Linked DNA regions of Homo sapiens: region 2 is linked to region 1. A link is a contact called in ENCODE Hi-C or POLR2A ChIA-PET data. All regions are on one chromosome and are shown on one strand. Each heading gives the region's core, a stretch centred on a gene start or an enhancer-like site at or near the end of the contact. The rest is flanking DNA. Distances are from core to core; before and after follow the strand shown. Region 1 overlaps ADK (adenosine kinase). Region 2 overlaps KAT6B (lysine acetyltransferase 6B).

The links. Hi-C counts contacts between places; a loop is a spot of excess contacts on that map. ChIA-PET counts read pairs that join two places held with the same protein, here RNA polymerase II (POLR2A). Pooled maps may share reads with other maps.
Region 2: a loop to region 1 is called in a pooled map, with 2.8 times the contacts of the local background. The contact joins two enhancer-like sites. A Hi-C loop is called at or near these places in 1 of 168 maps with a recorded cell type or tissue (PC-3) and 5 of 50 pooled maps. POLR2A ChIA-PET finds 5 or more read pairs at or near these places in 1 of 52 experiments (GM12878).

The regions. Positions count from the first base shown.
Region 1 is chr10:74,501,697-74,504,396 of GRCh38, reverse strand. All of the region lies in intron 6 of ADK (adenosine kinase), which reads right to left. Among named protein-coding and RNA genes, the nearest start is that of ADK-AS1, 26 kb to the left of the region's middle. Within about 2 kb of position 1,261, at least 4 of the 41 ENCODE cell types and tissues checked have a DNase peak (open chromatin) inside an H3K27ac peak, as active enhancers do.
Region 2 is chr10:75,010,265-75,013,209 of GRCh38, reverse strand. The region is part of intron 13 of KAT6B (lysine acetyltransferase 6B); the gene reads right to left. Among named protein-coding and RNA genes, the nearest start is that of SNORD172, 10 kb to the left of the region's middle. Within about 2 kb of position 1,354, at least 2 of the 41 ENCODE cell types and tissues checked have a DNase peak (open chromatin) inside an H3K27ac peak, as active enhancers do.

The DNA of each region.
Region 1 (2,700 bases), core at 12-2,511:
TGCCTCTAACCCCCGGCACTGTTCAAGGGTTAACTGTATTTACTAAATGAATATGTATGCTTATGGAATACTGCACACTCTTCAAGCCTTGTATTCCAAGTGGATACTGCTACCTTCATTTCCCATTCTGCATTGATTTTTCAGGAGGTACATATTAAAAAAAAAACAACAACAGTAATTATTTTTTAAAAAGACATCATCCAAAAGGAATGTAGCAAAATTTAATTTTGAAACCGATATAAAATATCCTGTAGCACTCTTGTGAGTCTGCTGCAGTACCCTGGGGTGTCAGTGCACAGTTTCGGAACTGTGGCTCTACTTGAATTAAACACCTTGAGATAAGTCTTTTTATTTGAGAGAGCTAAAGCCCTTCTTGAGCATGGTTCAGAGTACTTGGAAAATGGAAGTACTTTATTCTGTATGAGGTAGCGTAAGTAAATCTGTGTATCAGGGTGGGATTCTGGAGAGCAAAGTAAGAGGATTTTATAAAGAGATGGACCCTGACAAGATGATGGCAGCTGGGTGCCCTGGAGATAAAATATGGCGAGTAAAAAATTGCCTGTGCCTGGGATGAGTGAACAACTTCAGTAATGCTGATAACTAGTAATCAGTTTTGTTTCTTATCCTATGTAGTGTTATAATCCTTCTCCATCAACTTAAACCTTCCACAAAAATTAGCTCTTTACTTCCCTAATATGTGTATAAATAATAATTTTTCTGCCCAATGAAGTTTTAATCTTTAAACTATTATCTCTTTGTCTCAAAATGCAGTGTCTAAGGTCCTATCAATTTTAATTATACAGCAACTCCTGGAACTATGTCATCCTTCCTATTAATATAACTTTAGTTGATAACTCTCATTACTTTGTAAACCCTACTGCAACACTTTCCTGCTCTGGCAAAGCTCCTTTGTTCAAAAAACCTTAAATGACTCATTTCCTAAACAATAGTAGCTCAAGTTCCTGAAGTGGCATTAAAAATCCTCTAAATCTGACAGTAATCTATCTTTCCTATATAATCTCTGATGACTCACATCCACAAAACTCTTACTTTGACCATATGGAGTTTCTAGCTAGCCTAAGTATAAATCCTGTACCTTTCTATATCCTTTCCTTTGCTGGTGATATTTATTCACTCTGTAGAATCTGCTCTTCCTTTTCTACTTGGTCAACTAAAGCAAGGACTGGCAAGTGTTTTCTGTAAAATGCCCCAATAAATATTTTAGGTTTGCAGGCCACATGGTATCTGTTGCAACCACTCAACTCTGCTATTGTAGCGTATGGCTCATAGGCCATACTTTGTTGACCTCTGAACTAAAAGGAAAGAAGAAAATACATACTAAGTAGAAATGAAAACAACAACCCAGATAAAAATAACATTGGAGATAAATATTAATAGAAAATCCATTTAGTGTGGTAATGAGAGTGTAGCTTCCTCTTAGTAACGAACTACATAAAGAAATTGAAAACTAAGGCAGATTTAGAGAGAAAGAAACGATATAATTACATTTCCTAAAGTTTTCCCTTAAAATGAGGACATCTGACTATTTTCTGAGGCTAGCACTAAATCAATACAAGTCCTTTACATTTGAGTATAACACCCAATTTCCAGGGGGTAATACATTATCTTGCTTTAATTGCTGCTGCTTTCTATCTCTAACTCCCAACCTGACTCAAATGTTTCTCCCTAGATGCCTCTGAGAATAGTTTCGTTGAAAACAGATCTTCTAGCTTCATCACAAGACAAGGTCATTTATATAATTTTTTTACAATGTGAGTGCTTTCGTCTATTGAAAGAAACAAAAAATTATCAAGTGGTAGAATGTGCTAATAATTATGCAAAAATTATTTTGAAATTTTTTTTAATTTAAAAAAGTGAATTGCAATCATAGAAGGTTGCAGTTCATAAGCCAGGCCAATGTAGACTACATTTAAAATATAGGTGCCTTCTGTGATTGTGAAAGTGCTGCAGGGAATAAACCTCTTCTAATTTAAACTATGGCTTGCTTTTTGGCAAATTACTGCAATAAACACTCTCTATGTCTACATTTCTTATATGTGGCACAAAGGAAGCTATGCTTCTTTTTGTATTTACTTTTATGTTAGTTTACTTTTAAACTAACACTTGTAGTATGTTCCCAGAAAAAAATTTAAAAAAAATAGCAATTGATAATAAAGCAGCATGCAGTAGTTTAAAAAGAAATCACTGGGCTAAAAATCCAGATACTCAAATTCTGGCCTGGGTTTGGACTAGCTACTAGGCAATCTTAGTGATATATAGTATTTAATCTTGATGAGTTTTAGTTTTTTCATTTGTGAAAAACAGGAGATTGGGTTGGATGACCTTGAGAAACACCTTCATTTCAAAAATTCTAGAATTCAGTTAAGTCTTAAATCAACTGATTTCTTTAAAAAATTGAGGTAAAATTCACATAAAATTATATTCACAGTGTTGTGCAACCATGACCTCTATCTACTTCTCAACATTTTTAGCACCCCAAGAAGAAACCCTATCTTCCCATTAAAAAGTTATTCCCCATTCCTCACTCCCCACAAGTCCCTGGCAACTACCAATCTGCTTTTGTTTCTGTGGATTTACCTATTATGGATACTTCATATAAATGGAATCATACAATATGTGATCCTTTATGTCTGGCTTCGTCCATTTTCTTGATATTGAGGTTCACTCACATTCTATCAT
Region 2 (2,945 bases), core at 105-2,604, 510 kb before region 1:
TGCTTAGGGCTTCAGCAGAGCCCAGGGACAGTCCCAAGACAGATGAAAGACTCAAATATTCAACAAGACTCAAGTGTGTCTCTGGGAAAATGGCCTGACCCAGTGAAACCCTGAGCATGGACACAGCATGTCTTTGGGGAAGGAGGCTGGCTGCCCTGGGTCACATACCAGCCTGTTACTCTAAGCCCCACTCTTAGATCTCTCTTCTCTGGGATCCCACAAGTTCCTCAGCAGACCTCCACTGCTGAGCTCTTCCCCAAAGGGCCACTGATTTTTCTTACTGAATGTCCCCATCCTTTCAAGTCCATTCCAGAGTGGAATGGTCTTCCTTCAACTCCCACAGTGGAAGATGTATGGCAGGAGTGTGACTCCCCGATGCCGTGTGGTGTGCCTGTGTCTCTGAGCTGACTGACCATGCTGGGATTTACCAGATGGTTCCATGGTTCTGTGGGTAGGTGTGGACTCCCTTGCGGGGTTGGTCATTCTGCATGTCAGTCCCCCAGGGAAAGGTACAGGTGCTCAGAAAGAAAATGAACTCACAAGTAGGGCATCAGGCAGCACGAAAGGGGACTTCCCTCCCTCTGCACCGCCCCTGTGTTGAGAAGCGTAGACCTCTGTGGATGTGCTCCTGAGCCGGAGGTGCCAGGATAGCACGTGCCACATGGAAGCAGCCTGAGGGCCAGAGACATCTGTGTGAGATGGCATTTATACCTGATTCTCTTACCCAGTGAGAGAATTAATTGCTCCTTTTTCTTTTATTTTTTGGACACGGTCTCACTCTATCACCCAGGCTGGAGTGCAGTGGTGTGATCTTGGTTCACTGCAGCCTCAACTTTCTGGGCTCAAGAAATCCTCCCACCTCAGCCTCCCGAGTAGCTGGGACAACAAGTGCATACCACCATGCTTGGCTAATGTTTGTATTTTTGTAGAGATGGGGTTTCACCATGTTGCCCAGGCTGGTCTCAAACTCCTCGGCTCAAGCAACCCTCCTGCCTCGGCCTCCCAAAGTGCTGGGATTACAGGTGTGAGCCATTGCACCTGGCCTATTGTTCCTTCTTCTGTCTTCAAGTATAGCCCAGTGGTTCTCGACCCTGCCTGCACATCAGACTCACTTGGGGCTTTAAAAAGCCACAGATGTCTGTGTTCCACCCAACCTCATGACTTGCCTGGTTTCAGATATATTATGGGTCCCAGTAAGGAAAGGGCCTTGGGGGACTATACTTGGGCCAGAATATTAAATGGGGTACAGCACCACTTCTTCATTTTTGCCACCTCACAGGGCTATAGTGGTAGCAGTGGTGCCTAATGAGAAATCCCAGCAGCAGGCAAATCTCTGAACTGACGCAGGGGAGGATGGCCACTCCGTAAACAACTGTGTGATACACTTCACAGAGTTTCATTTCATTAAACATTCAACTGAGGAGTATTTGTGAGTGTATGGTGTGTCACCACAACCGAGTTCCTGGTCTAGTGGATTAGAAGAATAAAAATTTTTTAATAAGGTGACTGACTATGATATAGATTCATCCTTCAATTTCCTTGTTAGGAAAATGAGGCACCTGCCACACAGATAAAATGATCATGGAATGAGAGATGTTATACTCTGTCAGTATCATTTATGCCCAAACTAAAATTGGGGAAGGCAAGAATTTTTAAAAATATGTTGATGTAAGAATAGCTTACCAAATTGTTGAAGTAACCAAATTGTTCACGAAGCCCATTGCCTATCACCAAACTAAGTTAATGCTCTGATTTGTGACCCAGAGGCACTTTCAGTTAGGTAATGAGAAAGCCCCAGTGCTATGGCCTTCAGCATGACAGAAATTAGAAAGGCATGCAGAGGAAGGTCTTCCTCTTTGACCTTTTAAGTTTTCCACAGTTCAAACCACTTTTAAATTCTAGGATATTTTAGGAAAAACACATTTATTTTTAAAAATTTAAAGATGAAGTAATTTGGCATTTTAAAATTATTTCCTCTCTTATAAATAGGCAAAAGTCTACATTAGAGATTCATTAAAAAAAGAAATAGTTTTTGAAATAGAAAATAACACAATTGAAATAGAAGACAACTTAATTCTTCAGTTTTCACTAAAAGAAAGCATTTTAAATACCTGGCTCCCCCTAGGCTTGCTCCCCAAGTTGAAACTTGGATAAAATTTTCATGTCTAAGTTACAAAATTCTGGTAACAAGAACTTACCACTGAAAGGCTTTAAGATGGCAAACTTAATCGAACACATATACACTTTAAATAAAGCATCTGCGCCAAACAAATGACTGCATGCACTTAAAATGCTTTACCTTTAAGATTGTTCTCCTGCTGCGAAAACACTGCGATTGAACATTTTCCTTAACTAAATCACTAAATGCAAAAACTGAGACTTCTTTTGCCTACTTTTATAGGTCTGAGGTTCTACTGAGGCAGCTGAGACACTTCATTCTAATATCTAGTCATCTGGTCTGGTCCAACCCCACAGACCGATGGTGGAGGGTGGGAGAGGGGTGCTATTTACATAATCATGGCAGTACCACTGATTTCAGAACCAGGTTTGGGAGACAGGATGGTTGGAATAGCAACTTGCCTTTCCATTTGCTCTCCTACAAGCCCCCTAAAATGCTGTGTGTATATGTGGAAGGGAGTGTTGTGTGTATGTACCAGCTGTAATTTTTAAAAATAGGACAAAGTATGTTGTAATTCCAATTCTGGATGATGAGCTTTCACACAGCAAACAAAAATACACAGCAAGATTGAAGAAAGAAAAAATGAGAATACAAATCTCCTTAGAAATTTTCTTTGTTTTCAAACAAAGTACATTTCAAAAAGGAATCTGTCAGTTTTGGAGATAACTTTCTAAAATCAAAGTACAGCCCATCACCTAATCTGACTGATCAACCACTGTTGGAAATGTAAGAGAAACTGTCGCTAGTTGTCCTCAGGTTATCTAGA